Linked DNA regions of Mus musculus: all the other regions are linked to region 3. A link is a loop called in an ENCODE intact Hi-C map of the cell type or tissue named here. Cell type or tissue: heart. All regions are shown on one strand. Region 1 holds the start of Ndufa13 (NADH:ubiquinone oxidoreductase subunit A13). Region 2 holds the start of Zfp866 (zinc finger protein 866). Region 3 holds the start of Zfp869 (zinc finger protein 869).

What was found. Peaks named below come from ENCODE experiments on the same cell type or tissue, not always from the same donor. Only the 100,000 strongest peaks of a DNase experiment are listed, where the experiment ranks them.
Region 1: a loop joins it to region 3, with 4 times the contacts of the local background. A loop is called at or near these places in 1 of 42 quality-filtered maps.
Region 2: a loop joins it to region 3, with 2.1 times the contacts of the local background. A loop is called at or near these places in 1 of 42 quality-filtered maps.

Annotation. Positions count from the first base shown.
Region 1 is chr8:69,897,790-69,905,789 of GRCm38, forward strand. Ndufa13 (NADH:ubiquinone oxidoreductase subunit A13) reads right to left here and starts at 4,231. Exons shown (of 5, transcript NM_001382215.1): 1 at 4,148-4,231; 2 at 3,753-3,943. The coding sequence starts at 3,846. Tssk6 (testis-specific serine kinase 6) reads left to right here and starts at 4,395. Exons shown (of 1, transcript NM_032004.2): 1 at 4,395-5,729. The coding sequence starts at 4,519. The coding sequence ends at 5,340. In heart, CTCF peaks have their summits at 1,467 (motif pointing left), 3,771 and 5,631; DNase peaks (open chromatin) are centred at 3,922 and 5,522; H3K4me3 peaks cover 4,135 bases; H3K27ac peaks cover 3,449 bases.
Region 2 is chr8:69,771,048-69,779,047 of GRCm38, forward strand. Zfp866 (zinc finger protein 866) reads right to left here and starts at 3,864. Exons shown (of 4, transcript NM_177899.3): 1 at 3,743-3,864. The coding sequence starts at 3,745. In heart, no CTCF peak of the experiment used is centred here; a DNase peak (open chromatin) is centred at 3,904; H3K4me3 peaks cover 2,037 bases; H3K27ac peaks cover 1,463 bases.
Region 3 is chr8:69,713,238-69,721,237 of GRCm38, forward strand. Zfp869 (zinc finger protein 869) reads right to left here and starts at 3,665. Exons shown (of 5, transcript NM_001039965.1): 1 at 3,531-3,665. It overlaps Gm51532 (a long non-coding RNA gene), which reads left to right and starts at 3,870. Exons shown (of 2, transcript XR_003947396.1): 1 at 3,870-4,516; 2 at 6,294-6,559. In heart, no CTCF peak of the experiment used is centred here; DNase peaks (open chromatin) are centred at 3,374 and 3,834; H3K4me3 peaks cover 2,349 bases; H3K27ac peaks cover 1,589 bases.

The DNA of each region.
Region 1 (8,000 bases), 180 kb after region 3:
AGTGAGACTGTTTCAAACCCCCAAACAACAACAATGAAAGGGCTGCCTGGTGCAGAACACCAGGGTGCTGGTGAAGCTGAGGGAGGCGCAGAACACAGGCCTGTCCGAAACCAGTCTGGGAGACGCCAGTTTGAGGTCTGCTCACAGGGAGGCTCCTCCTCACTTCCCCAGGCTACAGCAGTTCCTGGCGACCAGGAGCAGAGGCACAGGTAGGAATGCTGACACTATGAGTCCATCAGCTAGACTGGAAGCTCTTTGGGAAAGAACCAGCCATGTGCAGTTAGCTAGGCTGGAACTCAGGACAAAGGCCACCCGTGACTACACAAGAAAACTTCCGCAGAGCTGGAGTCATGGCTCTGAGGTTAAGTGTAGGGACAGAGTTCTGTGCCCCAAACTACAATGGGTGCCTTACAGCCACTTACAACCCCAACTCCAGGGAATTTGATGCCTTCCTCCAGCCTCCATAAGCACCTGCATTCCCGTGCACATACAGACACTTCAGTCTTATCCATGTGTGCTGGGGCTCTTCTTCAATCCCAGCAGTTGGGAGACAGAGACAGGCAGATCTCTGTGAGTTTGAGACCAGTCTGGTCTACATGGAGAGCCAGCCATGGCTACATAGTGAGACCCAGTCTCTAAATGAGGCACATGGCTGAAGTGGTAGACGACCTGCTAACAGGCATAAGCCCTGGGATCCCTATTCACAGTGAAGAAGCTAGGCTTAGTGACACACACCAAGTGTCACCCAGCATTCAGGAGGCAGAAGCAGAAGAATCAGAAACTCAGGGTCATCCTCGAAAAGGGCTACAATGAAACCTTGTCTCTAAATAAATGCAGGAAGACAAACATTATATGCCGGGCAGTGGCGCACACCTTTAATCCCAGCACACAGGAGGCAGAGGCAGGCAGATCTCCGAGTTTGGTGCCCAGCCTGGTCTACAGAGTGAGTTCTAGGACAGCTAGGGCTACACAGAGAAACCCTGTCTCAAAAAACCAATAAACAAATAAATAAGTAAGACACCCTGACTTGAGGAGACCACTAGCTCAGTCTAAGTGCAGGCCTAAGTGGGCCACACTTCAGAGAAAGCTGAAAGAGAGAGGCTGGCAAAAATGGTTCAGCTGGTAAACACTAACTGCAGAATGGAACCCACAGAAAGACAGAAGAAAACTGACTCTGCAAAGCTGTTCTCTGACCTCCACATTCCCACGCTCCCCACAGACATTCAAGCACAATAATAAATACTAAAAAGTAGGGCGGGGGGGGGGGGGGAGCCAGGCAGGGTGGCACATGCCTTTGATCCCATGAGTTCCAGAATAGCCAGGGCTATATTGGGGTGTGGCAAGGTGGGGGTGGGCGTGGGCGGGCACTTGCTGTTCTTGCAGAAGACATAGGCTCAGTTTGCAGCACCTACATGGCAACTCACATAACTTCAGTTCCAGGGAATCTGATGACCTCTTGTGGTTCGCACAGGTACCAGTCATGCGTGCAGTATACATGCATAGATGCAAGAAATCAGAACCATACAGTTTTTAAATGTTTAAGGAAGAAAGAATAAAGATAGAGGCTGGCAAGATGAGTAAAAGGGCTGAATCCCTAAGACCCATGGGGCAGAAGGAAGCACATTCCTCAAGTTGTCCTCTACCCTTTATGTGCAAAAGAGGCGCATTCACATCTGTACTAAGTCACACACAAAATGTAAGAAAAAAGAAAAAAGGAAGAGACAGGAGGGAGAAGTGGACAGAGGATCTGCCTCACTGTCAGAACAGCAGGTGAGGCCCTGGGAATGGGGAGGGTATTCTAGTCTGCCATCTGTGTCTCAAAAGGCCTGGAGGGGGCTGGAGAGGTGGCTCAGAGGTTAAGAGCACTGGCTGCTCTTCCAGAGGTCCTGAGTTCAATTCCCAGTAACCACATGGTGGCTCACAACCATCTGTAATAGAATCCAATGCCCTCTTTTGGTGTGTCTGAAGACAACTACAGTGTACTCATATATATATATAAAATAGATAAATATTCCTTTTTTTTCCTTTCTTTTTTTGGTTTTTCCAGACAGGGTTTCTTTGTGTAGCCCTGGCTGTCCTGGAGCTCACTCTGTAGACCAGACTGGCCTTGAACTCAGAAATCCGCCTGCCTCTGCCTCCCCAGTGCTGGGATTAAAGGTTTGTACCATCACTGCCTGGCTAGTTTTTGGGTTTTAAAACCAGTTTCTCACAATATGTTCCTGGCTGGCTGGAACTTGACATTTGGATTTGGACCCTGGAACAAGGGACAGAGGTTCATATTTTACATACCAAAGCAGCGTGACCTGGCCTCCAGGTTCTCCCAGCATCCCTCAGTCTGTACCTGGCACATCTTGCCCACAACTCTCAACTATCTAGCCCAGGGTCTGGGCTGCCCTTCACCAAGAGGCTCTTCTCTATATAATCCAGAACCAAACACTCTCCACATAGCCTAGGCTAGCCTTGAACTTGTTGTGACCCATCTTTGCTTCTCATGTCTAGAATCACAGGTGAGCCATCACACAGGACCAGAACATTTTGTTTGCTTAGTTGAGGCACAGTTTCTATAATATGCACATTAAAGTCTGATGAATTAAAATCTAAAAATCTGAATTTGTAGAAGGTGGAGTTAGCAAACTCAGGTCCTTTGGAAGAGCATCAATGCCCTTAACCACTGTGCCATCTTACAGTCCCTAAGCCCATCTCTCTCTTCTTCTAGGGTGAGATGGGATCATGTAGTCCAGGTTGATCTATGTAGCCCAGGATGACCCTAACCATCAATCCGTTTTGCTTCAGCATCCAAAATGCTGAGATGATGGGTGTGCACCACCAAGTCCTGTTTATGCAGTGCCAGGGGTGCGACCTAGGGCTTTGAAAGGCTAGGCAGGCACTCTACCAATTGGGCCCCAGTTGCTAACTACTGTATTTCTGTAACTCTGAGCACTGACAGTGGGGACTTTAACTTTCTTCATATTCTTTTCCTGTTGAAATCGATAATAAAATTCTAAATGTTACTTAAAACACTTTTAAAAACTTAAAAACACAGCCTGGTGGGCACATGCCTGTCATCCTGGTACTATGAAGGCATAGAGTTGGGGTGTTCATAATTTCAGGCTGGCCTGGGCTCCACGAAAGCCGGTGGGGGTGGGGGCTGGGGGTGGGCAGAGAATGCCAGAAGAGGAACCAGCACTAGGGAGGCTAGAGTTTAAGACTAGCCTTCTATGCTATGTTACAATCAACACACATCTTGCCTTGGGTGGACCTGTCTGTCATCCCAGCAATCCATTGGCAAAGGCAGGGTCGCCACGAGTTTGAGGCCAGCCTGGGCTATATAGTAAGTCCCTATCTGCAAAAAAAAAAAAAAAAAAAAAAAAAAAAAAAAATTTAAAAACATTAAAAAAAAAATACGTATAACGGTGCATACCTATGAGCATAGCCTTCGGAAGTGAAGGCAAGAGATCAGGAGTTCTAGATCAGTCTCTGCTACGGAGTTTGAGGCCAGCCTAAAACAAAACAAAAGCCTCCAAACTCCAGGTTAGTGCTTCTCGCAGGCTTAGTTTCCAGGCCCGTGGAAGCCAGCTGGAAACTAGGGGACATGAACATTCTGGCTTCCGGGATGCTGCACTAGAAAACCAAGATTCCAACTCAGCCTCCGCTCACACTGTGCACTCTGAAGCCCGCAGGCTGCCCTCTCTCGTCTAACCGCATAACAAAAGCCTGGTCTGCGACGAACAGGACGACACTGAGACACTGACCCGACAGTCCCCGGCGGGGCAGGTTCCGCTTGTAGTCGATGGGGCCGTAGCCCCCTGGCGGGGGCATGTCCTGCTTCACCTTCGACGCCGCCATACTTGCAGGACCCGCAACTTCCGGCCACCAGCGGAAGTGAGGCAACGCGCGACCACCATTTTGAGTGTGGCGGAAGTTCCGTCACCCAGGAGGTTCCCTATAATTTGGAAGCGTTACGCTAGCCTTGCTGCGATCCGGAAGTCAGTCCCTCCTCCCTCTGGCCCTAGGCAGGGAGTAACTGTGGTCTGCATCTAGAGCTCTCTCGGGCGTGTTTCTTGCACTAAAAACCTTGGGAGTTCACCTACTTTCTTTCGTGAGCCATGGTAGCCAGGCTCGAGGCAACAGGCTGGTTCCCACCCACCTGAGCACCATCACTTCAGGGAGGGACTTGTCCTGTTCCACATCAGTGGGCAGTCTCCTCGCCAGTGACTTCTCACGAGGAACTGACCATTAAGGGCGATTGAGTCACAAAGCCTAAGAAGGGTTTAGGGAGCCCGCGGGGCGGGGGAGGGAGGGTCCCCGCCCCAAGGCCGAGTGACGCCCGCAGTCACTTCACAAGGCAGAAATTGTTACCCGGGCAATAAAAGTCATCGCGGCTGTAGGGCCTTGGGAGTGGGCACATGGGGGCACGGGGGTGCAGGTGCCAAGCACCATGGGTTAGGCCCGAGATTGGAGTCCGGCCGCCCCCCGACAGCAGCCGCCTCCTGCTCCCCGCGCGCCCCGGGCGCCACCATGTCGGGCGACAAACTCCTGAGCGAACTTGGCTATAAGCTGGGCCGCACGATAGGTGAGGGCAGCTACTCCAAGGTGAAAGTGGCCACCTCCAAGAAGTATAAAGGGACGGTGGCCATCAAGGTGGTGGACCGCCGGCGAGCGCCTCCGGACTTCGTCAACAAGTTCCTGCCTCGAGAGCTGTCCATCCTGCGGGGAGTACGGCACCCGCACATCGTACACGTTTTCGAGTTCATCGAAGTGTGCAATGGGAAGCTGTACATCGTGATGGAGGCAGCAGCCACCGACCTGCTGCAGGCAGTGCAGCGCAACGGGCGCATCCCGGGGTCGCAGGCGCGCGAACTCTTCTCGCAGATCGCGGGCGCCGTGCGCTACCTGCACGACCACCACCTGGTGCACCGCGACCTCAAGTGCGAAAACGTGCTGCTAAGCCCTGACGAGCGCCGCGTCAAGATCACGGATTTCGGTTTCGGCCGCCAGGCGCACGGCTACCCAGACCTGAGCACCACCTACTGCGGCTCGGCCGCGTATGCGTCACCTGAGGTGCTCCTGGGCATCCCCTACGACCCTAAGAAATACGACGTGTGGAGCCTGGGCGTTGTGCTCTACGTCATGGTCACCGGGTGCATGCCCTTCGACGACTCGGACATTGCTGGCCTACCCCGGCGCCAGAAGCGCGGCGTGCTCTACCCTGACGGCCTCGAACTGTCGGAACGATGCAAATCCTTGATCGCCGAGCTGCTACAGTTCAGCCCGTCTGCCCGGCCCTCGGCGGGCCAGGTGGCGCGCAATGGCTGGCTGCGGGCCGGGGACTCCGGCTAGGAGCCGGGGTTCTCGCTGTTCCCGCCGCACCAGGCACAGAGCCAGGGCGGCGCACGCGCGAAGGGCGAGCTTCGGGAAACCCGCGAAGTCGCCGCGCGCCACTGCGCACGCGTCCTGTCCCTTCCCCTTCCCCCACGGCGGCGGCCCTCTGAGGCCTGCTGTTGGGTTCTGATTCCTCCTGCACAAACTGATTGCTGGAGAGCGCATGCGCATCCTCGATTTCTGGCGAGAAGGCCCCGGGAGGGGCGCAAAGAGAAGAGAGAGAAGCATTGCGCCTGCGCAGAATGAGCTGTTGCACGGTGGGTTGCCATGCTACAGAGAAACCGTGGGCCAGCCGTGCACGCTAAGTTCCAGGTTGGAACCTGCAATAAATTCGCTCTTCCTTGCAACTGGGGTTAGCGGTGGAACCTTGTCACTGAGCAGGGGGTGGGAAGTTTTCGGCAACTTAGAGAAAGGCGAGTATGTGGAAATTCTACCTTTAGACCTAAAAACCGGAGTAGGGAGATTCAAATCCTGATTCTTCACGTCCCTAAACTGGATAAATTCCTAAAAGTTCTATAGTCATCCGCCAGGATCTGATGATACTTGAATTGGGATCAGCGGGACTGCCTGTTGGCTGGAACAGCATTTACAGATGTGACACCCACATAGGTGTCAGTTGTGCAGAGACAGGTGTGGATTGTACTCAGGTCTCTGGAAGCCGGGAGTCCTTGGTGATGGTTGTTTTCCCTATGGGAAAAGTTTACAGGGAAAAACCAGACCCATCTACTGATGATCTCTTGATTTGTTGTTGGTGGTGGTGGTGGTGATTTTGTGTGTCAAAGTTAGATCAAATACCTCACTATGCAGCCTAGGCTGGCTTGTAACTTGGATTCTCCTGCCTCCACTTTCCAAGGTGTGCAGTCCAGTTCTGCATGTCTTGAACCAGATATTGGGATTTTGAGAAGCTTCAACCATCCTTGCCTTCAACAAGGATGCAAGTGCAAGCCAAGTAAAAGAAGAGCCGAGATGTGGGGATAATTGTACGTTGTGAGGAACTCCCGTGGGCGGTGGTATCCAGAGACAGACTCAAGCTGGCCTCAGCCCCAGCTCCCCTCTACTCCACAGGTTTCTGGTGCCCTGGAGTTTTTGAATGTGAAAACTTTCCTCATGCTGGGCCCTAACTGCGGCATTGGCAGATGGGGAGACTGAGGCTATAAGAGGGGAGAGGCCTAAAGTCTGGGGCTAGCTGGAGTATGCCAGAGTCGAGAAAAAAACCCACTCCCCTGGCAGTGGGCAGAGGGAGCCAATGGATACAGGCTGTGCTTTGTGTTCCGCACCTGAGAAGTAGGGCTTGGGAAGGCGGGGGCTCAGTAGACTCAGGGTTTGTATTTCTATATTGTCTTTTGAGATTCCAGTACACAAGTTGACTACACCACCCACTTCCCATTGCCCTTCTTCCTAGTGTTGGAGGTAGAATCGAGAACCTTACTCTCTGAGCCAGCCAGCCCCCCCAACCCCCCGCCCCTCACTGGGCATTCTAGGGGCATTCTAGGCATGGGTTGCACCACTGAGCCACAGGCCAGGCTTGTTGTAGAGACAGGTTTTGCTATGTAGGCATAGACTACTCACATGTAACCCAAATAGAAAAATGGGGCAATCCTCTTGCCTCTTGGGCAGTATGCACCAGGTATGCACCAAGACCAGTTACCCATTTTTCTTCTCTGTCTGTCTATGGGTTTTTGTTGTTGTTGTTTGGTTTTGTTTTCAAGATAATATAGCTCTGGCTATCCTGGGACTATGTAGACCAGGCTGGCTCCAAACTCCACGTGCCTCTGCCTCCTGAGTGCTGGGATTAAAAGTGAGCACCACCACACCTAGCTGCTTTTTTTTTTTTTTTTTTTTTTTTTTTTTTGCCGATCTAGGTGTCAGCTGACAGCTTTTACACAGCCCTGCCCTTCCCCAACTCCCCCCACCCCCCATGCACATTGTGAGGTTTACTTCAGAGGTAGCAGGTCCTAGGGAACAGAATTAATGATTCCTGTTTCTCAGCTTAAAACGCTGCTCGAGCCCATAGCCTATGGTTGGTCTTGGGGCCACTGAGACTGCCTGACTCACAAGGGCAGAATCCTGGAGAAATGCTTAGAAGTGCTGGGTCCTGGGCATCAGTGTGGATGCAGCTTGAAGCAGGAAAAACCTCCACTGGCTCTGTGCCTTGCAGAGGTGAGGTACACTGCAGGGAGCAGCCATTGGCTCCAGCCCAGCCAGGGTTACATGTAATACACTGTCTCAACAACAGAATTAAAATGTATGCAGTGTGTGTGTGTGTGTGTGTGTAGAGAGGAGAGAGGAGAGAGAGAGAGAGAGAGAGAGAGAGAGAGAGAGAGAGAGAGAGAGAGAGAGAGAGAGAGAGAGAGAGAAAGAGAGAGAAATAGTTCAGTAAAGAGAACTATTTTTTCCAGAAGGCCAGAATTCAGTTCCAACATCCATGTTGAACAGTTCACAATAGCCTGTCACTCCAGCTCCAGGGAATGTGTCACCGTCTTTTGTCCCCACAGGTACCACACACACTTAGCATACATTTACACACAGACCTATGCACACAAATAAAAATTAAAATCTTAAAAAGGCTGGGTCTGACAAGGCTCAGTAGATAAAGGCACTGGCTGCTCTTACAGAGG
Region 2 (8,000 bases), 58 kb after region 3:
GCCTTTTCAGCCTTTCTGTTTAGCTCTTCATATACAAAGAAATCTGTGAAAAATAACAACTAAATACGAAGTGCATTCTGGAGTCAGATTGCCAATACACAGGTAATAGAATCTTGGTAACAAATACTTTGGAGACACTAAACAAATGGCAAACTGAGCCTGCAAGAAAGGAACAGTAACCCTGGAGAAGACAGACTCATTTCCAGAGGTACTCACTGCAACGTCAAATGTTGTTTCTGAGACAACGTCTCACTACGTAGCCATAGCTGGAGTGGAACCAATGATTTAGACCATGCTGGCGTCAATCTCCCGGTGTCTACCTGCCTCTGCCTCCCCAGTGCTGAGATTAAAGGCAAATGTTCACTTTCTAATGTTATGAAATCACAAAGAATGCAGAGAAAGACAAACATGTGGCTCAAACATTGGGGAGGGAGAACGGCTTGAGATCAATCTTCTATGAGATTCTTCATTTACTGCACAACCTAACGATGTCATAACCTTGCTGGTGACATGTGCAAACGCAGAAGCCTACGAAGCTGTAAGAGCTGGAGAGAAGGCTCAGCAGTTAACATACACTGTTCTTAAAAAGAAGCTGACTTGGCTCCCAGCGACCATAGCAACCTGAAGCTCTAGAGGTCCTGACACCCTCTGACTTCCTTAGACACACACACACACACACACACACACACACACACACACACACACACACAAATAAACAGTAACGAACAATTCTGATTGAAGCTGAGGAAACTAAGCTAAACCATATGCTTGAATGTACAAAAGCCTGGACTCACTTTCCAGTGCCCTAAAAGAAAAACATGCTCAATCTAATACAATATACCATTAACAATGAAGTAGAAAAAATATGATTCTGCCAGTAACTGGAATATATATGGCAGGAAGAGGTGGAGGGATGTCTCAGGAGAGCACTTGCTGCTCTTGCAGGACCCTGTTTGAGTTCTGGGACCCACATGGCAGCCTACAATCAACAGTAACTTGTTGCGTGAGATCTAGTGTGCCCTTCTGGTCTCCACAGGCACCAGCTACAGACACAGTGCACTTACAGTACGCTTATATGGAGGCAAAACACTCATGCACATGAAGTAAAATAAATCTTTTAAAAATGATTGGGTTGAGGGCCAGGAGTGGTGGAGCATGCTTTTGATCCTAGCACTCTGAAGACACGGACAGGCAGATCTCTGTGAATTCAAGGTCAGACTGGTCTACAGAGTTCCAGGACAGCCAGAGCTACATAATAGGAGAATGGATAAGCAGAACATGCTGCCAGAGACCTTTAATCCTAGCACTATGAAGGCAATCACTGACAGATCTCTGAGTTTGAGGCTAGCCTCATCTACATAGCAAGTTCTAGGCCACCCAAAGCTACATAGCAAGACTTTGTAAAACACAGAACATAAAAAAGGGGGGAAGGGATGTTTGGTTTGGTTTTAAGACAAGGTTTCTCTGTGTAGCGATGGCTGTCTTGGAACTAGACCTATAGACCAGGCTAGCTTCGAGCCCAGAGATTTGTCTTCCTTTACTGGTAGTGGGAATAAAGGCATGCACCACCATGGTGTGGCTTAGAATGAGTTTCTTTTCTCTTGCCCTCTCTCTCCCGCTCTTTCTCTCATACACACACACACACAGCAAGAAAGGGGATTAAGGATGCTATTAGCATTGAAAAGAAAAAAATAAACTGTTTCCTCAAAATAAATTCCAAGAATCAACAAAACTCATTGAACCAACAAGATTATAACCAGTAACTCTTAACAAATTATCAAAATGTTTAAAGATGAGTATAATATCCATCAGCGTCCTGTAAGCCAACAGTGAGCAGCTGGATAACAATACCCAGTATGGCAATGCAGGTAAGAAGAGACAATGAAATATATACCAATTCAATAAAGTCCTCTAGGTAAGAACTACAATTTTTTTAAAAAGATTTTAACTGTTTTAAAACTTTCAAAAAGTTTTATTAGGAGCAAAGAGGAGATACAAATTATAGACATTTCCAAGAAAGGCAATGGGCCTCTTTGAGTGAGAGAATGCCAAGGGGCCTTACTTTGTTTTTTTCACACTTTTTTATGAAGATCAGTGTTTTGCCAGCACATATGCGGTGCCTGTGGAGATCAGAGGAGGCCTGGAGACTAGTTACAGGAGGTTGTAAATGGCCACCTGAGCACTGGGAACTGAATCAGGCAGCATCCTCTGCAAAAAACAACCAGGGCTTTTCACTGCTAAGCCACTTTTAAAGTTTTAAGAGTGTGTGTGTGTGTAGGGGTTCGTGCATTTGAAGGAGGTGCCCTCAGAGGCCAGAAGTGGAGATGGGATGCTCTGGTACTGGAGTTATAGGCAGTTGTGAGTCACAGAGGTGGATGCTGGAAATCAAACTGGAGTCTTTACAAGAGCAATACCCTCTTAAGCACTGAACCATCATTACAGACCATCCACCTCATCTTTTTGACAGGGTCTCATGATGTAACCCTGGCTAACCTGGAACTCTGCAGCTATGTAAACCAGGCTAGCCTCAATCTGCCAACCTCTTCCTCCCAAGTGCTGGGTTAAAAGTAGACTGACCAACCAACCCAGCAAGAACTATAATTTTTAACAACAAAAAACAAAACAAAACAAAACCATGCAGGGCAGTGGGAGACAATGCCTTGAATCTTGGCACATGGAAGGCAGAGAGAAGCAGGTGTATGGCTATGATTTCAAGGCCAGCCTCTACAGAGTGAGTTTTAGGCCAAAGCAGACCTAACAAAAAACAAAATAAGCAAAAAAGACAACAACAAAACCCCAACCAAACAAAAAGCAAACACAAAATAGTGATACCCCATAAATATGGCGATAGGAAGCTTCAGAACTGAACGTCATGTTTCCTCAATCTGCACTAAGATTTAAATAATCACAATATAAATCCTAACAACTTATGAAAAATTAAGAAACTGATTCTCAAGTTTATGTGGAGAGTGGAAAAAAACGAAAATGGTCCACACAATTCCAAAGAAACAGCACACAGACTTAAAGTGTATATATATAGTTATAGATATTATATATACACATGTTATATACACACACATATATATATGGGGTGTGTGTGTGTGTGTACCTTTTTTTGACAAAGTAGCAAAGGAAACTCAACAAAGGGCAGAATAGCAAAAGGTTATTAGCAGAACCGATGTCTATAGACAAGAAATTAAATAGAGTTTCACAATGTTGGGGCTGGAGAGATGGTTTAATGGTTGGGAAAACCGGCTGCTCTTCCAGAGGACCTGAGTTCAATTCCTAGTACCAACATGGCAGCTCAACAACAGTTCCAGAGGATCTGACATCCTCACAAAGACATACATACATTTTGGCAAAATACCAATGCACAAAAAATAATAATTTTTTTAAAGTTTAAAATTCACAGTATTAACTCAAGTTGATTGCTTTGACCTAAATGTTACATGAAAATTCAGAACTTCTAGAAAGTAGCAGAAACTAGATGACCTATTGTTTTACAACCTTCTGATGAGATACCCAAAGCAGGACTGTATAAAACGCCTGCCCCAGACAGAGCACCGACTCTTTCCTGCGCGAGGCGGAGCCTCCGCAGGGAGGCTCCGCGCTCTGCGCAGGCGCGGACCACGGCGAAGAGGACACAGGGCCCAGCGCCACACAGCACTGAATGCCGCTGCCGCCCCGCCCCAGCCTCGGGGAGGATCCACCACAGCGGGCAGGGACAGCGGCCCTTGCTCACCATGGCGCGGCTTCCGAACTCGCCCGCGCTCTCCTCACTGGTCCCGGCAGCAGCGCTCACAGCACAACACACCGCACCTCCCTGTGCCGCAGAGCCGAGCCACAATATGGCGGCCGTGAAGAACCCGCCTCTTGCCGCTCTCCAGTAGTCCTGATTAGACGGCACGGTTCTAGAACCTGATTGGCTACCAAAGCCTGAGTGACACTAGCTTCCAAAGCCGAAGTGTGGGATTCAAATGACAGCCATAGCCCCGCCCTCCTTGCTTCTAAGCAGAACTAGCTTCTCCCTGGTAAAGCAGTACTCCATCACCAAGTCGTCACTGTGCACACCGAGTGCTCATTGCAGCAATCCTGCTGCCTCACAATTAGAAAGGTGCTCAGGTCAGTTTTAATTAGAAGGTCAAATTATAACTGGACATGATGTTCTCCAGGCATCAGGAATTTGAGTAAGGAACATCTATGGTTTATACATCTGTCCCAGGTTGCACATTAACACAAGTATTCATTTCCTCTATTTTCATAGCATGTGTGTTCTTCCAGTTAAGATCTCTATCCAGCCGGGCAGTGCAGGCAGTGGTGGCACACACCTTTAATTCCAGCACTTGGGAGGCAGAGGCAGGCAGATTCCTGAGTTCGAGGCCAGAGTGGTCTACAGAGTGAGGACAGCCAAGGCTACACCAGAAACCCTGTCTTGAAAAAACCAAAACAAACAAACAAACAAAAACCAAAAACCTCTCTATCCTTCCATCTCACCCCCGTTTCTCCTCTCCAGGCCTCTACAGACATTCTAATTTAAACAAAAGCAAAAAGAAAAAGAAAAAGAAAATTGAAGACGTGGGTCAAGGAAATGACTTAGTAGGTTAAGCATGAACATAGTAGAAGAAGACCAACTCAGGAAAGTTGTCCTCTGGCCTCCACAAGTGTGTTCTTCACACACACATAAATATACACAGACACACACACACGTACATAGCCACTAAATCATCAGAACATTTTATTATTTAATTTTTGGTTTTTTGAGTTAGAGTTTCTCTGTGTAGCCCTAGCTATCCTGGTGTTTTTGTTTTTGTTTTTTGTTTTTTTGTTTTTTTCCAAGACAGGGTTTCTCTGTATAGCCCTGGCTATCCTAGAACTCACTCTGTAGACCAGGCTAATCTCAAACACAGAGGTCTACCTGCCTATGCTTCACGGGTGCTGGGAAAAAGGCGTTCACCCATTTTTACTAAAGAAGAAGTGGGGGAGTACTGGCAGTAGAAACAATAAGAAGGAAAAACCCAGCAAAGCTAATGGAGTCAATGAACAGATCAGTGAGTGGTGTTCAGTCGTGTAATGATTAGTCTTGATTGTCAAAGTGATAGGAGCAACCCTCCAGCATGTATGTAAGGGTGTTTCTAAATAGGGTAGTTGAGATAGGAAGGCTCTTCCTAAAAGTGGGCAGTATCATTACCTAGACCACAATCAAGGACCGACTGAAAAGAGGGAAGGAGGTGAGGGGATGGGAGCACTCTCTGTACCTTCTGCTCTTGTAGAGAACTTGTTTGGTTTACACACACACACACACACACACACACACACACACACACACACACACCCGTTGGCTCTTAACTTCCTGTAAATCCAGCTCCAGGGGATGAAATTCCTTCTTCTGAGCGCCTTCATGGCTCATGCATACTGAATTACCCATACATGTAAATAAAAAAAATGTTTTTAAATTATCATTATAGAATATCTTTTCTCCTCCTATGAAGGTTCCGATTCTCCCTGTTTAAGATCTCAAATATCTCTGAATTATAACTATTCCTAAGACAAGATATAATAAAGAGAATATACCTAGGAGCCAAAGTTAAAACTCCGTGTTAGCGCCAGCTAACCATCCATGAGAACCAGCTCTCTATAACCTCTTCATATTTTTTAGAGAGGATCTCACTCTGTACCCAAGGCTGGCCTCCAACTCACAGGAAACCACTGGTCTCTGCCTCTCGTGTCTCTATAACCTCTTGGCTTTAGTTAGTCTGGGAACTTTTGAATTATGTTTGGCTGACAAAAGTGAATCCATGCTTGTTGTCTTTTTTTTTTTTTTAATGTTTATATGAGTACATTGTTGCTGTCTTCAGATACTCCCCTTCCCAGACACCCCTCCTGCAAAAGGTATTTAACCCCAGGCCTGCCCTGAGAAGTGGGGTATGGTTTTACTCATCCACTTTGTGCTATGACAATAAATGCCCTAAAACCATGGACTGCCTCTTTTCATCAGGATCTGCCGTGGGGAGCAATGGAGAAGCTTTCACCTAAAGAGCTGCCATCTACTCTCCAGTGGAAGGCCTCTCCGCACTCCCAGCCACCACCAAGACTAAACCACCACCGCCAACAAGCCAAGTACCTATCCCCCCCCCGCCCCCCCCGCCCCCCCCACCCTAACCAGCCGAAGCTTCTTTCTTTCCCCCTTGGCCCCGGCTAGATCCAGCCCATGGGCCCCCACTCTGTTCTCAGCTCTTCCAAGCTCCCAGCAGCACCTGGGGTCCGAGAGCCTGAGAAGCAGATAGTCCCGGCCTCCCAAGCCAGCTCCCTGGACTTCAGACTGCGCTTCCCCAACCCCAGAGTGGTGTTCGGAGGCTTCCCTACAGCCTGACACCTGCCCAGCAATGGCGTGGGGTAAGCACAGTCAAACTTCCTGTGTCCTGCCTCCCTGCGTGGCCAAGCCCTATATCAGAGAAGACATGAGACCCCGCTAACCCTACAGCATGTAGGTCCAGAATATAATGTTTTTTAACTCTCAGGCTCACAAGATCAAGGAAAACGTTTAAGAGAATGTTTTAAATAAATGTTAAAAGAGAATGTTTTAAAACTGAGTACTGGATAGATGGCTCAGTGATTAAGAGGACTTTCCAAACTTGCAGAGGACTTGAATTCCTGTAGCTTTAGATTTTTTCTCAACCCTAATTTTGTTTGTTTGTTTGTTTGTTTGTTTATTTGTTTGTTTGTTGTTGTTTGGTTTGGGTTGTTTTTTGTTTTTTTTTGTTGTTTTTTTTTTTGTTTTTTTGTTTTTTTGTTTTTTTTTTGTTTTTTCGAGACAGGGTTTCTCTGTATAGCCCTGGCTGTCCTGGAACTCACTTTGTAGACCAGGCTGGCCTCGAACTCAGAAATCTGCCTCCCCAGTGCTGGGATTAAAGGCGTGTGCCACCACGCCTGGCTTTAATAACGGTTCTTAAATGCTTTAACCTCCTTCCAACCAACCAGTGTTGGAGATTGGTTATAATGCTTTGAATCTTCATGTCCAGACACTGAAGGTCCTGATCGATAAAGATGCAAACAGCCATAGGCTGGGCACAGGGCAGGACACTTATAGTAGCATGGGAGAAGATGCAGAGAGGAAAGAGAGAGGTGCACCAGGACTGGAGGAAGAAGAATGGGGCGAAATAGCAACAGGAGATAAAGCCAATGACTCATATGAGATTTCAGGTAAATGGCCTTTAGGGTGGCAGGGGAAGGTTTAGGAATGTTCAGCCTTTGAGGTAGCCAAGACATTTTTAAAATAAGCTAGTGTGTGTGTGTGTGTGTGTGTGTGTGTGTGTGTTTCATCCCAGGATCAAAAGATAGTTCCTGGGTGGGTGTGCATGTACAATCTGCCAGGAGTCAAAGTGGTGAAGCGAAACTCACTGCAACACACCAGAGGTAGTGGAAAAGAAAGGTTATTAGGATATAAGGGAAGTGTACCTGTTTAGAAATTTTTCTTTGAAGCAAATCCCATCTGTATTGTCAGGAAATCAGCAGTTCAGTTCATAGAAGTCAGGAGCAGCAAACACTTCATAAATATACCAGCAGTCCAGTTCAGTAGTGTTGGTATAGCAAACATGAATCAGCAGTGGTGGGCAACCTAGTAGAAATAGTCAGGTCTCAGCTGAATTGGCATGAGTCAGCAAGAGTTACCAGGACCACCAGGGACACCAGAAGTTATTTGCTGTGCTCTCAACAAAATATAGAACAGTGAAGACTTGAGACCAAGAAGCGTTGCAGAGCTAGCTATGTGAGCAAGCCAAGCCCTGGCCACTGTTAGTTGAGTCCTTTCTATACTCCCTTCAACATTAAACAGCACGTGTCCTCCATGGGTCTCGCCTCAGCACACGTCTTGCCTCAGTACATGAATCTGTCTTAGCAAAATTCCACATGAGTCTTTATCAGCTGATATAACTCTGCCAAACAGCCTGAGTCCAAGGAAACTGCAAGAAGCCAGTGGAACATCACAAGAAGTTTTTTGGTGT
Region 3 (8,000 bases):
TCACAGCCCACCCTGCACCCCCATGTTCAAACTCCTCACCCAGAGTCTTCCTGTTGGTTATCTGTGCTACCATTCCCTCCATCCTTAACAGCAGCTCCCTGGTGGCCCTTTCCTTACTTCTTCAAGCTCTGCAAGTTAAGACACAGCAATCTAAGGACAAGTGTGACACTAACACCTATGGGAGAGGGACACAGGGTGTTCACTGTCCCAGCTCAAACTCTCAGCTGATTCAGTATTATTATCTAGTTTCATCCATTAGCCTGCAAATTTCATCATCTTGGTTTTATTCACAGCTGAATGGAAGCCTTTCATGTATACACGGTTTTAATATCTACTCACCAGCTGGACATGTAGGCTGTTTTTAATTTCCTGGTTATTACAAATTAAGAATGACAATGAACATGACTGTACAAGCATCTCCCGGAGCAGGCTCTAGAGTCCTCTGTCCATGTACACAGCAGTGCTACAGCGAGGTCATGTGTAAGTTAAGACAAATGATAAAAACAAGAAGGGAGAGATCCTACAGTAGATGATGCTTCTGAAAGCCGATGGTTACTAAGCCGTAACTCCAGAGCAGGAAAGAATCACTGCTTATCAGCCATAGGTCAGGGAGACCTAACAGGCTCGCCTGCTCTTCACGGTTGCCCTCCAGAACTGGCTGTTATTACTGAAGACGCCCCCCACACCGGTTACAATGCAGAAAGAAATCAAACTGGCACTGAACTTCCTCCCTGTTGGCTGGCTTTCATGATGCTCTGGGCACTAAGCAGGCTGCTGGGGGAGGAATGACAGGCACAGAATGTCTTACCCAGACCTCCACGACACACAAAACCAACCTGCCAAGCAAGGTGTGTCCACCTGAGCAATAGTGATATAGCTGTTCTGAGGATAACACCAGGCGGCTCTCTAACTGAACTTGAGGCTCACTCCTTCAGAGAATCCATCCCTGTCATAGTAAACTAAACCCAAAACCCACGTCTGCAGCTGGAGGGATAAACTTTGCACCACTGTTCTAGCTCAACTGTCCTGGCACCCAGTTACCTTCTAAATAATGCTCTACTCACAAACAACTGCTCCTCCCCGTCTGAGGTAGAGAAGCCCCTCCGCAGCAAACTCGGAGATGCACAGTTAGTCAGGACATTTAGACCACCACTTCCAGGGCGCTGAGATCACTGTGAAAGATGAGGCACAGACAGTAAGGCCCAGAGACAGTGAGATGGGATGTAAAATGTTGACTTTTCAGCACTGCAGAGCTAATGCTCTGTATGACCTCACTTTACAACAGCAATGCATTGCTGTAACGGACCTGACACAGGACTGGGCCCATCATGATTTAGATACCAAGGGATTCTAAACAAAGGCATTGTTTTCAACTGTGTACCCACTACCGTGCTCAGATGCATGGGCAGGAACCTGCAGCCACACGGATGATCCTGGTTAAAACCAGAATGGTTTTTTTTAGTGGCTCTCAAAACAAAGAAGGAGATGAAGGGGGCAGAAAACATGGATATTTCACAGGGAACTGTAAGCAGGAGAGGACAAAGAGGGAAATCAGAGGGCAGGACATTACAGTAGTCTTTATACATGTATGAAATTGTTAAAGGGAAAAAGAACATCAGATAGGTGTCACGGTGCATGCCTCTTACATGAAATTATATGTGAAATTCCAGCACTTGGAAATAGAGGCAAAAGAACCAGGAGTTCAAGGTCATTCTTGCCTACACAATTTCTATCTCAAAAGCACATGCTAATTTAAAGAAAAGTCAGGCTAAAGAGGTGGTATGGTTCAATGGTTAAGAACACAGATGCTGGTCTGGAGAGATGGCTCAGCGGTTAAGAGCACTGACTGCTCTTCCAGAGGTCCTGAGTTCAAATCCCAACAACTACATGGTGGCTCACAGTCATCTATAATGGGATCTGATACACCTCTACTGGTGTGTTTAAAGACAGTGTACTATATACATAAAATAAAAAAATAAATAAATCATAAAAAAAAGAACACAGATGCTATTTCAGAGGTCCAATTCCCAGAGTACACATGACAGCTTACACCCATATGTAACTACAGCTACAGGAGATCTGATGTCCTCTGCTAGCTTCCGCAGGCACTAGGCATACAAGCGGTGCAAACGAAACACCATACATAGGATACAAAAGGATGCATCTCCCTCCCCTGGCCTCAGAAAGGGATGGACACCAAGCACTAGGATGGCACGGCCTGAAACCAGCCTATCATCTGATACCTGTGTGAGCCAAGGATCTAGTCAGGGACGCAGCTTCAATTCAACTGAGTCCCTGTCAGTTCACCAGGACCAGTCAGTCTGCCTTTCATATCATATAGACCACTACAGCCACTTTCAAACCTGACATCCTCGGGCTTCATTCAAAGCTCTCCCCCTGTGGCTCACTAGTCGTGTGTTCTAACTTCTCTCATCAACTGAAACACTGCTTGCATTTCTCTTCGCCAACTTCTGGGACCCTCTGAACTCTGCTGCAGCCTCTTTAACTTATGCTGGTTGTGTAAACAGCATATGTGGATATAATTATATATTTACCGTGTGATATGAAAAAATATTAATAATTAGGATTTGGAAAAATTGAACCTTGGATAGAATATCTTGGAAATATAAAATATCTTGGAAAAATAGCCTTGGCCAGATTACCACCAGAGGCGTGACACCTTTTTACTTTCTATTCAGTAAATTATGAAATTGTGGAAATACACAAACATATTTGTCTGTTTCTGATATAACATCCTCATGACCAGAAGACACAATCAGAAAAATGTCAGTTCCCAGGTTCAATTACAGATTTAAGATAATTCCCACAAAATGCTAAAAAGTTCTTATCAGGTACATAAAAGACATTGCTGAATTTTATATGTAAAATACTTTTAAAAAAACACACAAAATGGTTAGCACAATGTAGACGAACCCACAACACACTCGTAACATTTCCAATCAAATACACAAGACAACACACTGTTTAGGAAGAATAAACAGATCCACAAAAAAAAATTTTTTTTTAAATTAGGAGACAAGCTGACCTTTGATAAAGTAGTACAATCTTTTCTAGAACTGTTTCTGGGACACCATCCGAAAGAAACTCTTGGACAAAGACTCGGAGAATTTCACAAAATTAACTCACACTTGATGCTAGACCTACGAAGCCCACAACGTCTAGACCACAGCGCAGAGAACACAGCAGTCATAAGTGCGACACCAAAAGCACAAACAGGGCGCCAGCACTGGGCGGTGACGTCACCAACCCGGAAGCTACCCCCTGATTAGGAGGAGTCTTCCGCTCCCCGCGCTCTGCGCAGACATGGCTGGAAAAGCGGAAGTGATTAGAGTCCTCCGAGACAAGCACTGGCCAGTGACGGGGCCCACGTCGCCCAGTGGAACGCACAGGGTGTCCGCTCGGCCGGCCGGTCCCACCGCTCCCCCAACCCCGGGAAGGACCTATCACCCCGGCTCACGCGGCTCAGCCGACCGCTCCTCCCCATCCGGGGACAGCGGCCCCGCGCTCACCATGGCGCGGTTGCTGAGCTCGCCTGCGCTCCCCCTACAGCTCCCGGCAGCGGCGATCACACCGCAGCTCACGGGACCACGCGATGCCTGCTTAAGAACAGAATCTGCAGCATGGCGGCGGATAGGACCCACCTCTCGTCTCGTCTGGTGTTCTTGATTGGACATCTTGCCCCGAAGCTTTGATTGGCTAGAGCTGCACCACAAGTCTGATTGACAGGAGTTCCCTAGATGCAGCTGCGTGGATGACTCAATTCCATTGCTCTAATTGGCTAGCATGCCCTGAATGATGAAGCAGTTCCTTTAGGCGCTCTTGAGTGAGTGGCCTGGCCTGAAGGTTCTGATTGGCTAGCACTGCCCTACGAGGGCCTGAGTGACAGGAACAGCTTCGCTTGGTCCTTGTGAATGAATGTCCTGCCCTCAGGGCCCTGATTGGCTAGTGAAATCTGAATGACAGCTCCCATAAGTGGATGAACTGAAATTAAAAGACGTGGACCACACAGACCTTCCCAACTCTGGCTTTCACCCAAGTTCATGCAAGTCTGCTTCAAGACGATCTGATTGAAGCAGGACTTCCTTGTGCATCCCAGAACTTTCACAGCTTGTCTTCTTGCACTCAGTAGGTACTTAAGGTTCTTCCTCTTGGAAGCCTTGTTTTTGTGCACAGTCTATTACATACACTCCCCAAGGCAGTGATCACTTTGCCTCACAACTAGACCAGGGCCCAACCCAACCCCTATCACATCGAAACAAGACTTGATGTCCTCCGGGTTTCAGGAATTTCAGCAAGTCACGCCAAAGATTGCTCAATTATAACAAGTTGCACCTTTTCTTTTTAAGCAGAGAAGCGAACCCATTCCAAGACCAAGGTGGTGTTGCTTTTCCTGCAATCCCAACAAAGGAGGTGGAAGCCAAAGAACCAGGAATTCGGGATATACTTCCTGAAAAACTTCCAGTATCAATCACAGACTACTCCAGGTCAACAGAAGGTATTGAAAGACTCCGAGAGGAGCCCCTCGCTCAGGCCTCAGGACAATAGCGGACACCCAAGAACTCACGACAGACCGAGCTTGTTGCAAACCACATGAGGCTTTATTCGGGGAAAGCCAGAGCTCTGGGGACGACTCATATCCCACGCAGGGGTAGAGGAGTTGTCCTCGAGGGGAAAGAGGTCCCAGTTTTTATAGGCCCTCAGGGGGGAAAGGAGAAGGGGGAGATTAGGGGATTTCCAGATCTAAACAATGTCTATTCTCAAGAAATGGGTATGGGAGGGGTACAAGGAAAGAGTCTAATGAAGGTGCAGCAATGGGCACACACCTGGTCAGAACTTTGGCAGACACACAGGTTCAAGAAGTGGCCAGAGCATTGTGCACCTCTATTTTTCTAAATCAGTGAAGCTAGTTCTGCTAACACTGACGTCTATCTTGCCAATTTCAGGGCTTCTGTGTCCTTTTACATTCTGCCAGGATCTTTCAGTATTTGAAGGAGCCTTACACATTGAAGATGCCTGTATCCACGAGGCCACAGAAATGACCAAACCACACTAGAATAGTGAAGGAAGACAGGAGATAGCTAATTTTTAAATAAGCAGATAGCTAAGGAGAGTGGCTCTGGATCAAATCAAACTGATTAGGAGTTCATCCACTTGGGATCCAAGGATTTACTCCAGATTCTTGCCCAAGAGAAGCTGCCTCATGGTCCATCCATTTGCCTAGGAATTTCATAAGTTCATTCTTTTTTAATAGCTGAGTAGTACTCCATTGTGTAAATGCACCTACACGGCTAACTTCACACATATACCACACATGCACACATGCACGTTCACTAGCCCCATTCCACTGAGGGTCACTCACAACCCACCTGGTAGGCTTGACTGAGCTAACTCCCTCTTGCCCTCTGTGCTGTAGGCCACTACTAACAAGGCCAGGTAGGATCTGAGAGCCTTCTTCATAGAAACTTCAAAGATTTTATTCTTTAATATCATTTAATATGAACCAATCAGCTAAATGTATGCTGGCTGGTCCATTTCTAGAAGGATAAATGCACTCTTGCAGTTGTGCAGTTTTGCTCCACAATCTATATGTATGAATAAAGTATACTTGGGGGAGGTGGCTGGAAAGATAGTTCCAAAGTTAAGAGCACTGACTGCTCTTCCATAGCATCTGGGTTCAATTTCCAACACCCACATAATGGCTCACAGTAACTCTAGCCCTACAGGATCCAACATCCTCTTCTGACCTCCCTGGAAGAGGCATGCACGGTGCACATACATACATGCAGAAAAACCAATCACATGAAATTCATAAAGGGCCACAGTGCGCCCTCTCTGAACACCACACCCACCTGTTGTACAGGAGACTGTGGCTTTGTGTGAATATGTGCTTTTTGAGGGAAGATTTTTGGCTTGGTTTGGTTTTTTTTTTTTTGTTTTGCTTTTTTGTTTTTTAAACAGGGTCTCCCTAAATAGCTTTGGGCAATCTGGAGCAATAATAATCTTAATAATAATAATCTTCTGCATGTAGACTGCAAACTTTTCATTCTGTAATTTGTAGCTGGTCTTTGCTACTTTGTGGATTCTTCTTTTCCCACCCTTTACCCCCGCACCCCACCCCATTTCACCCCATCACTAAATAGGAAAGAGGGAGGGAGGGAGGGAGGGAGGGAGAGAGAGAGAGAGAGAGAGAGAGAGAGAGAGAGAGAGAGAGAGAGAGAGAGAATGAATTCCTAAATCTAATGTCTTTCCTTTTGTTTCTTCTTTGACCACAGCAATTACAAACCAACCTCCCTAAATGGCCAACGAGCACCTGCTCCAGCTCCTGGGGAGCTAGCATTCATGTACCCTCCGAAAAGTTCTCAGAATTCCGAATGTCACAGAGACATCACAGTATCACACAATATCGCAGAAACTATCTGCGGCTGGCAATACCATACCTCTGCTAGAGCATGAGGCAAATCGTAGTCAGCTGCTTTGGACAGTCTGAAGTGTCCCATATCTCCACTCCTTGGTTTAAAATGAAAACACATTCTTATAATATTTCTGTGTTTTTAAAGAAACCAAAATTCTGAAGTTGTCACTACATTAATTCTTCACTGAATAGAGAAACCAAGGGGTGGAAAGAGAGCTTGCAGGAAACAGTAGCAAAAAGGCAAGCAATAGCTAAGAAGTAATTACACAAGCCAGGCTTGGTGTCACACACGTTTAATCCCAGCATTCTGGTGGCAGGGGCAGGCATTTTTCTGAGTTTGAGGCTATGGTCTACATATTTCTGAGTTCTATGGTCTACATAGCAATATCCAGACAGTCAGGGTTGTATGGTGAGACACTGTCTCAAAAACAAACAAACAAAACCACACCTCTGAAACCACAGGCATAACTGATACAATCATCAGCATACAGAAGAAGGGCTTAAAGGACACTGGAGACACTCCTGAGAAAGCAGACACGGTCTGATGAAAGGCTTCTAAGGAGAATTCATTAGAAGAGACAAACACAGTCATATTGTGGTGATTAAAGAAAACAGTCTCTCAAGAGAAAACTGGGATTCTGCACACTTAATTTAATAAAAGAAATACTAGCCGGGTGTGGTGGCACACACCTTTAATCCCAGCTCGGGAGGCAGAGGCAAGCGGATTTCCGAGTTTGAGGCCAGCCTGGTCTACAAAGTGAGTTCCAGGACAGCCAGCTACATAGAGAAACCCTGTCTCAAAAAACAAAAACAAAAAACAACAACAACAACAAAAAAAAAAACTAATGGGCTGTAGAGGTACAAATAAACTGCAACCCAATAACAGTGTCAATACAATACATTTGGAACAAGGCAGGTGATCAAGCCAAAACAACAACAACAACAACAACAACAACAACAACAAAAACATCAAATATAAATATCAAAAGTTGAGAAGTACGGAGCTGGAAAGACGGGTCAGTGGTTAAGAACACTGGCTACTCCTCCAGAGGGACCAAAGTTTGGTTCCCAGCACCCACATTGTGGTTTACAGCCCGCCATAACTCCAGTTCCAGGGGATGTTACTCCCTCTTCTGACCTCCAGAGACGCTAGACACAAATATGGTGTGCATACATATATGCAGACAATGCATTCATACACAGAGTATGAATTCATATATATGTGTGAATTATATATACTTCCATCAGGGAACCATTTCCTCTGCTCAGATCTATGCAGAGCAGGAAAAGAAAATGTTCCACTCCTTTCTCTTTTATGATTTATGTCTCCTTTTTAACCAATGACCATAAAAACCACCATTCTCTTAGAAGATTTTTCTTTTTAATGTGCTCCAGGCCTGGGAAAGAGGAACGCTGCCAGACAACACAACCTAGACAGAATGGGATTTTCCCTTCTGTCCAACACTGACCAAGGAAGGAAATGTTAGAAAACATTTCAATAGGTTCTTTTTAAAGGATTAAAGATAGCTTCTAAAAAGATTTCCTTTGCCAGGTGGTGGTGGTGCAT